2 separate regions of the Homo sapiens genome follow, and region 1 is linked to region 2. A link is an interaction called in ENCODE POLR2A ChIA-PET data of the cell type or tissue named here. Cell type or tissue: endothelial cell of umbilical vein. All regions are shown on one strand.

What was found. Peaks named below come from ENCODE experiments on the same cell type or tissue, not always from the same donor. Only the 100,000 strongest peaks of a DNase experiment are listed, where the experiment ranks them.
Region 1: POLR2A ChIA-PET joins it to region 2 with 7 read pairs; 2 of 35 experiments call an interaction of 5 or more read pairs at or near these places.

The regions. Positions count from the first base shown.
Region 1 is chr13:41,213,285-41,218,284 of GRCh38, forward strand. It overlaps MTRF1 (mitochondrial translation release factor 1), which reads right to left. Exons shown (of 10, transcript NM_004294.4): 10 at 3,085-3,944. The coding sequence ends at 3,831. The region is part of intron 3 of KBTBD6-DT (KBTBD6 divergent transcript); the gene reads left to right. Among named protein-coding and RNA genes, the nearest start is that of KBTBD7, 21 kb to the left of the region's middle. In endothelial cell of umbilical vein, no CTCF peak of the experiment used is centred here; a DNase peak (open chromatin) is centred at 3,117; H3K27ac peaks cover 209 bases.
Region 2 is chr13:41,267,933-41,272,932 of GRCh38, forward strand. It overlaps a transcript of MTRF1 not described here. Among named protein-coding and RNA genes, the nearest start is that of MTRF1, 6.9 kb to the left of the region's middle. In endothelial cell of umbilical vein, no CTCF peak of the experiment used is centred here; no DNase peak of the experiment used is centred here.

The sequences.
Region 1 (5,000 bases), 55 kb before region 2:
TTGCAGACTCATAGAAGTCCCACCTTGGTGGTCTTGGATAAGATTATGAAGAATTCTCTGGATTACCAGGCAGAAACTCTTGTTTTCTTCCTTATTTTCTCCCAAACAGAGTCTCTCTGTGCTGAGCCGCCTGGAACTGGGGGTGAGGTGATGCAAACACCCATGTGGCCACCACCAGTGTAATTGCCCTGAGGCAGACCTGAAACCAGCATAGTACTGGGTCTTGCCCAAAGCCCATTGTAACCACCACCTGGCTACTGCCTATGTTTGCACAGGCCGTAAGGCTCTACAATAAGCAGGTGGTGAAGCCAGCCAAGCTTGTGTCCGTCTCTTCAGGATGGTGAGTTCTCCCAGGCCCCAGGCAGGTCCAGAGATGCTGTCTGGGAGCCAGGGATTGCAGTAAAAACCTTACAAGAAGTCTACCTTGTGTCTTATTCTACTGTGACTAGGCTGGCACCCAAACCACAAGACAAAATCCTTCACACTCTTCCCTCCCCTTTCCACAAGCAGAGGGGCCTCTCCCTATGGCCTCTGCCACCACTGACCCATGGCGAATTCTGTCAGACCACCACTAGTGTTCACTTAAGGCCCAAGGGCTCTTCAGTCAGCTGTGACAAATGTTGCCAGGCCTGGAACTCACCCCTCAGGGTAGTGAAATCCCCTCTGGCACAGTGCAGGTCCAGAAATGCTATCCAAGAGCCTGGACCTGGGGACCCCAAGAGCCCGTTGGTGCTCTACACCATGGCCAAGCTGATACCTGAGGCTGGCATGTCCGAGTCTCACTCAAGGTCCACAGCATACTGCCTGTGCATCGCTGTTGGTTACTCAGGGCCCATGGGCTCTTTAGTCAGCAGGTGATGAAACCTGCAAGACTGAGTACTTCCCTTCAAGGCAGAGGGTTCCCTTCTGGCCCAGGGTGTGTCTAGAAATGTTGTCTGGGAGCTAGGGCCTAGGATGGGGGCCTCACAATTCTGTCAGGTGCCCTGTCCTATTGTGGTTGAGCTGGTATCCAAGATGCAAGACAAAGTCCTTACTCTTCCCTCTCCTCTCCTCAAGCAGAAGGGAGTCACTTTTATTGCTGTGAGCTGCACTGCCTGGGGTTGGGGGAGGGGTGGCACAAGCCCTTCCTTAGCCACCCAACTGGTGTCCCATGTCCACTGGCTCTGCACTCAGCACAGAACAAGGATTTACCTAGCAACTACAGTCCTTGTGGCCTAGACTGCCTTTCAAGTTTATTTAGGACCTTAGAACACTTTAGCCCACAGTGTTGAGGCTTGCTGAAACTCAGGTTCTGACCGCTGGGATGGGCAATTCCCCTCTGGCTAGGGCTGGTCTAGATGCTCCCTCTGTGGATGGGCATCTGCTGAGTTTAACTCAGTTTTGCTTTCTGCTGTGACCAGGCAGCACTGAGTTCAACACAGGGTCCCAAAATTGCTGTGCTTTCCCTCTCTCAAGGGCACAGCACCTGCTGCTGCTAGGGGAACGGGGAAGGAGCAGCGTTACCAATTCAAAACTATCTTTCCTACCTTCTTGCAGTGATATGAAGTTAAAATCAGGTACTGTGATTGCTAACCTGATTTTTGGTTCTCATGAAGGTGCTTTTTGTATGTGTAAATAGTTGTTAAATCAGTGTTGCTGCATTGGGGGACAATTGGTAAAGGTTTCTACATTCAGCCATCTTGCTCAGACCTCTCCTGATTGAACTATTTCTTAAAAATTATTGTGGCTGGGCACAAAGGCTCACATGTGTAATCCCAGCACTTTGAAAGGCTGAGGCAGGATGATCACTTAAGGCCAGGAGTTCAAGACCAGCCTGCGTAACATAGCAAGACCCCATCTCTACAACAATAAAAAAATTATCTGGGTATGGTGATGCATGCCTGTAGTCCCAGCTACTTGGGAGGCTAAGGTGGGAGGATTGCTTGAGCTCAGGAGTTCAAGGTTACAGTGAGCTATGATCATGCCACTGCACTCCAGCCTGGGCAAGAGTGACACCTTGTCTCTAAAAAAATAATTTGGCTGGGCGCAGTGGCTCACACCTGTAATCCCAGCACTTTGGGAGGCTGAGGTGGGTGGATCATGAGGTCAAGAGTTCAAGACCAGCCTGGCCAAGATGGTGAAACCTCATCTCTACTAAAAATACAAGAAAATTAACTGGGCGTGGTGGCACACACCTGTAATCCCAGCTATTTGGGAGGCTGAGGCAGAGAATTTCTTAAACCCAGGAGGCAGAGGTTGCAGTGAGCCGAGATCACGCCACTGCCCTCCAGCCTGGGTGACAGAGCGAGACTCTATCTCAAAAATAAATAAATAAATAATTTATTTTAGACTTTTTCATTATGCTTGAATATTTTCAAAATAAAAATTAGGGAAAACATTCCTCTTTAATGTTTACATACAAACAATTCCATTGGCCTTAAAACTCTTAACTAGTCTTTCTTGGCACATAAACTCTTCTCTGAGGAGTAACTAAAATAATAATCCTTTCTTTTTTTTTTTTTTTTTTTAATTTTTTGAGATGGAGTCTTGGTCTGTCACCCAGGCTGGAGGGCAGTGGCGCGATTTCAGCTCACTGTAACCTCCGCCTCCTGGGTTCAAGCGATTCTCCTGCTTCAGCCTCCTGAGTAGCTGGGATTGCAGGCATCCACCATCATGCCCGGCTAGTTTTTGTATTTTCGTAGAGATGGGGCTTCACCATGTTGACCAGGCTGGTCTTGAACTCCTGACCTCAGTGATCTGCCCGCCTCGGCCTCCCAAAGTGCTGGGATTACAGGCATGAGCCATTGTGCCCAGCCATTCCTCTCTTTTTAACTTGAAACGTCTTCGGAACAATTACTAAATACATCATGCCACTCTGTATTACTTGGTGATTTACATGTTTAAATCCTTCAGTCAACTGCAAGCTCTTTAAGGTAAGGACTGGGTTTTATATAATGCTGCACAAAACTGATCTCAGTGTATTACTCATATTACACATCTATTGATGCTCATTAAGTTAAGCCAGCAAACAATAACTTTTTTACTCCAGCTTGCCAGGAGTAAAAAAAAAAAAAAAAAAAAAAGAAATAGAAGTCAAACAAAGAGTCTATTTAAAATATCAGCTTATTGTTTATATAGTGTGGAATTCATACAGCAATCAAAGGGCTTTACTGTCTGTACCCAGATGCTCATTGTTATTGAATGACTCATATTCTTCATAATTTTTATTTAAAAGTTGCAGTCTAAGTCTTAACTTTAACATGATTAACAGTATTATGGTTTTTCTTTATGTTTTGAGTTTTTTTGTAGACATGGGGTCTATTTTGCCCAGGCTGGTCTCAAATTCTTACCTCAAGAGATCTTCCCCCTTTGGCCCTTCAAAGCACTGGGATTACAGGCATAAGCATCCACTATAGGCCAAGGTACTTTGTATTTAAATAAAAGGTTTATAAGGAAGTCTAAAATTCATATTTTACTAAATTTTACCATATTTTCCTGAAGTAGTAGATTAAAAATATATTTAAATTAATTCATAGATGGCTGGGGAAAAAAGGCATATAAAGAGAACAAGTGACTTGTCCTAAATGACACAATCAATTCTCAATACTTTCTCTTTTCAATGATGCATGCTTATTTTCTACTTGATGAGTTGGATTGTACTTTACAGGAAACCTAAAATAAATTCTTAGGTCAGGAAATGTGACTTCGATTAATTACAAAACATATATTTATGTGTAATGTGTTCTTAAAGCTGTAATTTACAAATATTCATAATGATTTCCAAGCTTCAGTCTGCCTCTTGATATAGGTCCATTTCATTTATATAATCATAAATAATAATAAGTTAGTATTTATTTTGCTGATTTAAGGTGTTCATCCAAAAGTTCAGCAATGGCTTCTTCATCTGCTGATTGAAGCAGTCTCTGAATTAGCTGATCCAGGCCCTTCCCACCACATAAAAATTCCTGGTAAAAGAGAGAGCTATTATGAAACCTAATGATTAGAAATATAAGCAAAGACTTTAGTGTTTATTTATTTAATTTCTTTGCAGTCATTATTTAATAACAATAAAGGATTACTAATGTTCTGTAATACAATGAACACAATCGCTAACTTGGGAAGATCCCCACTCTGTAGAAGAATTCAGTTAGCATTTTATTTTAAAATAAATCTTCTGAGATTTGGATTTTCCTAACAACTCCAGAGACAACAAAACAAAGAGATCTAGATGGACTTTTGAAACTGACCACCTCCCTCCCTTTAAAATTCCACTGATTGGCTTTTATGACAACACCATTCTAGGCTCTCAAACCATCTTTAGGAGAACGGGTTTGCTGGATTTTCTCTTATTGTACCCTAAAAAAAAAATGCTTTTATTCTTGTCCTGAAAATTCTACCCTTTTCACTCACATTATGTTATTTCCCAGAGGAAAAAGACTGAAAGGTCTCAATTCCACAAGCAATTTGTTCCACAAGCATTTTGTGCATTAATGCACATACTGCTCCTTGCCAACTCCTCTGGATCTGACTGAGAGGAAGCCTCCCCCGACCATTCAAGCTCACCCTTCTGCTAATCCTCAAAGTTTAGATTATTTCATCTGTAAGTGGTTTATGATAGTTTTTTATTTTTAAACCGAAAACATGATGATCTAGAAGTCCTGTGTAACTGAAAAATATTTTTGTTGAAATATTTAGGGGTGAAGTGTCTTTGAGGTCTGCAATTTGCTTTCAAATGGTTCAAGAGCAACACAGGTTTATAGAGAGACAGAGGAAATGGTGGGGGGAAAGAGAAGGAAAATACAGTAAAATATTAACAACTGTTGAATCTAGGTATAGTCTATATTGTGCTGATTGACTAATCTTTTTTTTTGAGACTGGCTCTTGCTCTGTCGCCCAGGCTGGAGTATAGTGGTGTGATCTCGGCTCACTGCAACCTCTGCCTCCTGGGCTCAAGCAATCCTCCCACCTTAGCTTCCCGAGTAGCTGGGACTACAGGCACATGCTACACACCCAGCTAATTT
Region 2 (5,000 bases):
TTTAATCTTATTATTATTATTTGTATTTTTGTAAAGAAGGGGTTTCATCATGTTGCCCAGCATCTTCAAACCGGTTGGCATCAGCTATTCCACTGAAATTCAGGCTCTGAAAACCATATTAAGCAATTCTTAAACAAATTTCTTATTATTCTAACATCAGAGATCCTATCTATAAGAGCAATGGGGATGTAAATTAATCCTTAAACAAAAGCCTTATAATTCTAACATCAGAAATGCTATTGATTCAGGAATTAAGAAGAAATCACTTAGGCAGATAGTAATGGTATGGGAGTAACCACACACCATTTCATATTTGACAATGCTTCCTGTGTAATTTTTATACCAAATAAGCCAAATTATGTCATTTTTGGACTTTAGGGAAACCAATATCTTAAAGGATTAATTAGATCAAAAAAAGACTTAATTTATAATTTGATTTTAGAAAGTTTGTCAAATATCGAAGGTTTAAAAACATTTGATATCACAGATCATCGTAAGTCATTCTCGGGAGGCTGAGGAAGGAGAATTACTTGAACCTGGGAGGTGAAGATTGCAGCAAGCTGAGATCACGTCACTGCACTCTAGCCTGGGTGACAGAGCAAGACTCTGTCTCAAAAAAAAATGAAAGAAAAGAAAAAGAAAACATTTCCTTTAGACCTTTAAGAAAACATTTTAGCATCAGGCTACAACAAACAGAACTCAAGGGGAAACAAAACTTATATGAGCTGAAAATGAATTGAAGAAGAGTGTTCCTATTTCACGTCCTTTAAAAGGGGAGAGAAAACCAAAAACAAGATGCAATAAAAGTTGAACTTTCTGTTAAGAAAACTATAATCTCCTGTAATTTATTGAGTAAATCAATCCCTTAAGAAAATTAATATTATTGTTCTAATTATTTAGTGTATAAGTGTTTTCTTTTTTTACATCAAGCCCAATCCCTGGAGAGACCATTATAATTTCTCATTAATTTTAGATAACTTGATCATATAAAAGTTTTCAGTTTTTTTCTTATAAATCCTATTCTTGTGACTTACACAGACCATTCATGACATGCTTGGACTTTCTGGTTTGACGTGACCATCCCTTTTTTTTTTTTTTTAAAACCAGTCATTTTAGTCTAGAACTAAATTTACCATACAAGATTGTTTCTTATATAAAATTATTTCTCTTTAAGCTTTCTTACCAAAAACAAAACCTCTTTATTTTTATAACTTCCTTTACATCTCTCTTATTTCCTGGTTCCTTTTACCTTGTTTTTTTTTTTTGGTTTTTTTTTTTTTTTTTGAGATGGAGTTTTACTCTTTTCACCTAGACTGGAGTGCAATGGCTTGATCTCGGCTCACTGCAACCTCTGCCTCTCGAGTTCAAGCAATTTTCCTGCCTCAGCTTCCCAAGTAGCTGGGATTACAGGTGTGCGCCACCACACCCAGGTAATTTTTGTATTTTTAGTAGAGACAGGGTTTCACCATGTTGGCCAGGCTGGTCTTGAATTCCTGACCATGTGATCTGCCTGCCTTGGCTTCCCAAAGTACTGGGATTACAGGAATGAGCAACCACGCCCAGCCCTTTTACCTTATTTTGTACAAAACCTTTAAATAAGCTTTCAATTAGACAAAAATTGTTCACTTTTTTAAAAAGGACACACTTTATTATTAGAATGTTTTCCTACAATATATTTTTGTTAGAAAATACCCAAATAACAAAATATCTATTATTTAATTTAATATAATTTTATATTCTAAATTATGAGTTTTTCTACATTTATCCCATTACATTTACCTAATTATTTTATTTTAATCATTTACCTATTTTAGTTATGAAAACTATGATAGTCATGATTTAAAGTTATGAAACTGCCATTGCAAAATTATAACTGGGACAGTGAAAAAGATCTGACCTAACTGACTCCATCTTGCTTCTAACCTCCAGGCTGTCCTTGTTCATTCCTGAGCGTAGGCCAAACTAACTTTGGGAGGAACTTAGTTTATAGTTTAGCTTTGAAACAAAGATAACAGTCCTTTCCCAAAACAAACTTTACTGCCTGTGGACTAGACTGCCTAAAGCCACAAGATTAGAAATTATAGTAATCTTACTAAATTTAAGATGTAGCTATTTCCATTAAACCAATATCAATGTCTTGTTTATTAAAAATTACATAAGCAAAGTTTATTCTATCTTGGGCTGGGTTTATAGTTTTGTAACCCCTATGCAAAATTTTGAAACTTTATAGTATTTGGTTAGGATAATTATGAAATTTCTTGATTAATAAATGCAAACAAAAATTTATGTTGGCAATTTTTATGACATTTCTAACATTACCAATAATTTTAAAACTAGCTTATTTATTAAAGATTTTACTTAAGTTATGTAAACTTGAAAAAGCATTTAACTAGTCTTTTTTCCTGATTAAAATATTTGATTCACATATTTTTATTTTCTTCAGTTAATTAATTAGAGCTCTTTTAGACATTTTCAGTAGTGAAACATTGTGTACATAACACATAAATACATAGACATATTAGGGATGCTGATAGAAGTACATCTTACAGATTCATGAACAGCTTTTTTTCTCTTATACTTTCAAATTCTTGATAACCTGTCTCACTACCCTAGGCAGTTGTTAGCTAAATAGCTTTAAATTTGCATATTGAAGGAAACAACTTAGGTGAAAATCAAACAGCAAAATTTACATGATAAGGTACAGAGAGAAAAAGTCTGACATGCTAGAGAAAAATTAAAATGAATGTAATTGCTAATTAAACATAAAACTATATAAATTATAAAGGCTTTTTATTATTTTTTATTTTTTAATTTAATTTTTTTTTGAGACGAAATTTCACTCTCGTTGCCCAGGTTGGAGTGCAATGGTGTGATCTCAGCTCACTGTAACCTCTGCCTCCCTGGTTCAAGCTATTCTGCCTCAGCCTCTCAAGTAGCTGGGATTACAGGCATGCGCCACCATGCCCGGCTAATTTTTTGGATTTTTAGTAGAGATGGGGTTTCACCATGTCGGCCAGGCTGGTCTCGAACTCCTGACCTCAGGTCATCCACCCGCTTTGGCCTCCCAAAGTGCTGGGATTCTAGGTGTGAGCCACTGCTGCCAGCCCAAAGGCCTTTTAAATACACACACACACACACACACACACACACACACACACACCCCATATAGCTTTTACTTCAAAGCTTTAGATATGAGATAAATACAAATTCACTGGCTTGCAAAAAACCTGTTGGATCCAAACAGTGGTTTTTATTTTAATAGACAAATAACAGCAGATTCAAAGCAGGCAGAAAAGAAAATAGAAAAGAGAACTTAGGAACTCTAGAGTTTGCAGGTTGACCTTAGGGCTCTTTTCCCTTAATGTAAATGTGCACAAAGACCATACTACTTCCATTTTACATAAACTCTGGCAAGTATAGAAGCCATGAAACCTACAGAATGCTCAAAAGGGGGTCATTCTCCTTGCTTTCTCCTCATTCTTAGAGTATTTGTTTCCCACTTTTTTTCTTAAAAGGAGGAACTGAGCTGTGGCCTAGGGTTTTTGTGTAGTGGATCGATGTGTGCTGCTTGTGGGCATGACAACACAGTGTGCCACCATTGAGTCGTTTCCATCGTCTTTCATGTTTTAGTTTCTCTCTCCAGAGGTCTAAGATCTCCGAGAGGGCTTAAAACACCTGGTGATCAGCCCTTATGTGCATTTCCTGGATGAGCCTGTTTAAAAATTAATTTTTGTTTGGGATTTTCCAGTAGGGCCGCTGCACATCACAGGGGTCAACCCACAAGACACTCTCACAAGGCCCCTGGTCACCCAGGGGTGCCATTCTGCTGGGAGGAGCAAAAGCCCTTTTTCTTTGGAACTGAGAAAACTCAGTCTCCTGTTAACCTGTGAAAACAACCGTTCATTTCCTCATGCAAATGCACACAGACAAGCTGAATTGAGATCAACTTGAGGAGAAAAAGGAATAGAGAAGACCCTTTAGAAAGCAGCTCTGAACTAGAATCAGGATCCTTAAACAACAACTTCCTAGGAGAAAAAAACAAAAAACACAGCCAAGACCACTTCCTGTAAACTGTGCTCAGCCACCCCTAACTTTGTAGCTCTCATCTGCCATTACACATGCCACAGTCAAATCCTCTCACAGTACAAAGTAATCTCTGGTACCCCCAAAACCAAAGAGATCAGGTCATGTAAAACAGACCTTGAAAAACAGAGCTTGAGACCTAAGAACAATCTGCTCATGACTCTTGAAACTTTACAAAGAAAACAGAACACCACAAAAAGTGTCAGTGGTGCCTTTGTTCTGAATTCTTTACAGGGATTCAAGTCATTAAAAGCCTTCTTTAGATTTTTTGGTACCGCAGATGGCAAAGGGGAAGGAGGTATAGGGTGGAAGAAAAGTAAATGAAAGAACATTGTTTGTTGTTTGTTTGTTTTAAAGATGGGAAGCAAACATAGAAACCAAGTGCATGATTTTTTGGTTTTTGTTTTTCCTCTTTTGCAGCTGTGAGGAATTTTAGCCAAATTAGAGAGGCTTTATTACCCATATCTTGGAATTCTCACTCAGATTAGACCAACTGAGGTAGAGTTGGTCAAATCTGATGAGAGAAAGACTGTAACAACAACAACGAAACCCAACAATATGATCACATCACTGAGCACTCTAATGGTAAGGAGAAATTAAGACCAGCTTATTGTTAAACCAGTCAAGACAAAATCCCAATTCAGCAACTTACCTAGCGATGGGTCTCAGGCTAAAGACTGCCTTCTACCATCCTAGAAGCAAGAAAAACACTTGAACTCATCTTCCCTGCTGGGTGCGAGTTCAAACTACATAAAGGATTTACTTACCTTCCATCGTCATGGAAGCAGAAAATTTTGCCTTCTTTGTTGGAAGCAAGTAAAATGCCAAAAAAAGGCAGGCGGGGGCAGGGGGTGGGTAGTTGCACAGCAAAATAAACTTTAGATCTTGACCAAATTTTGGGAGATCAGGGATTTTCT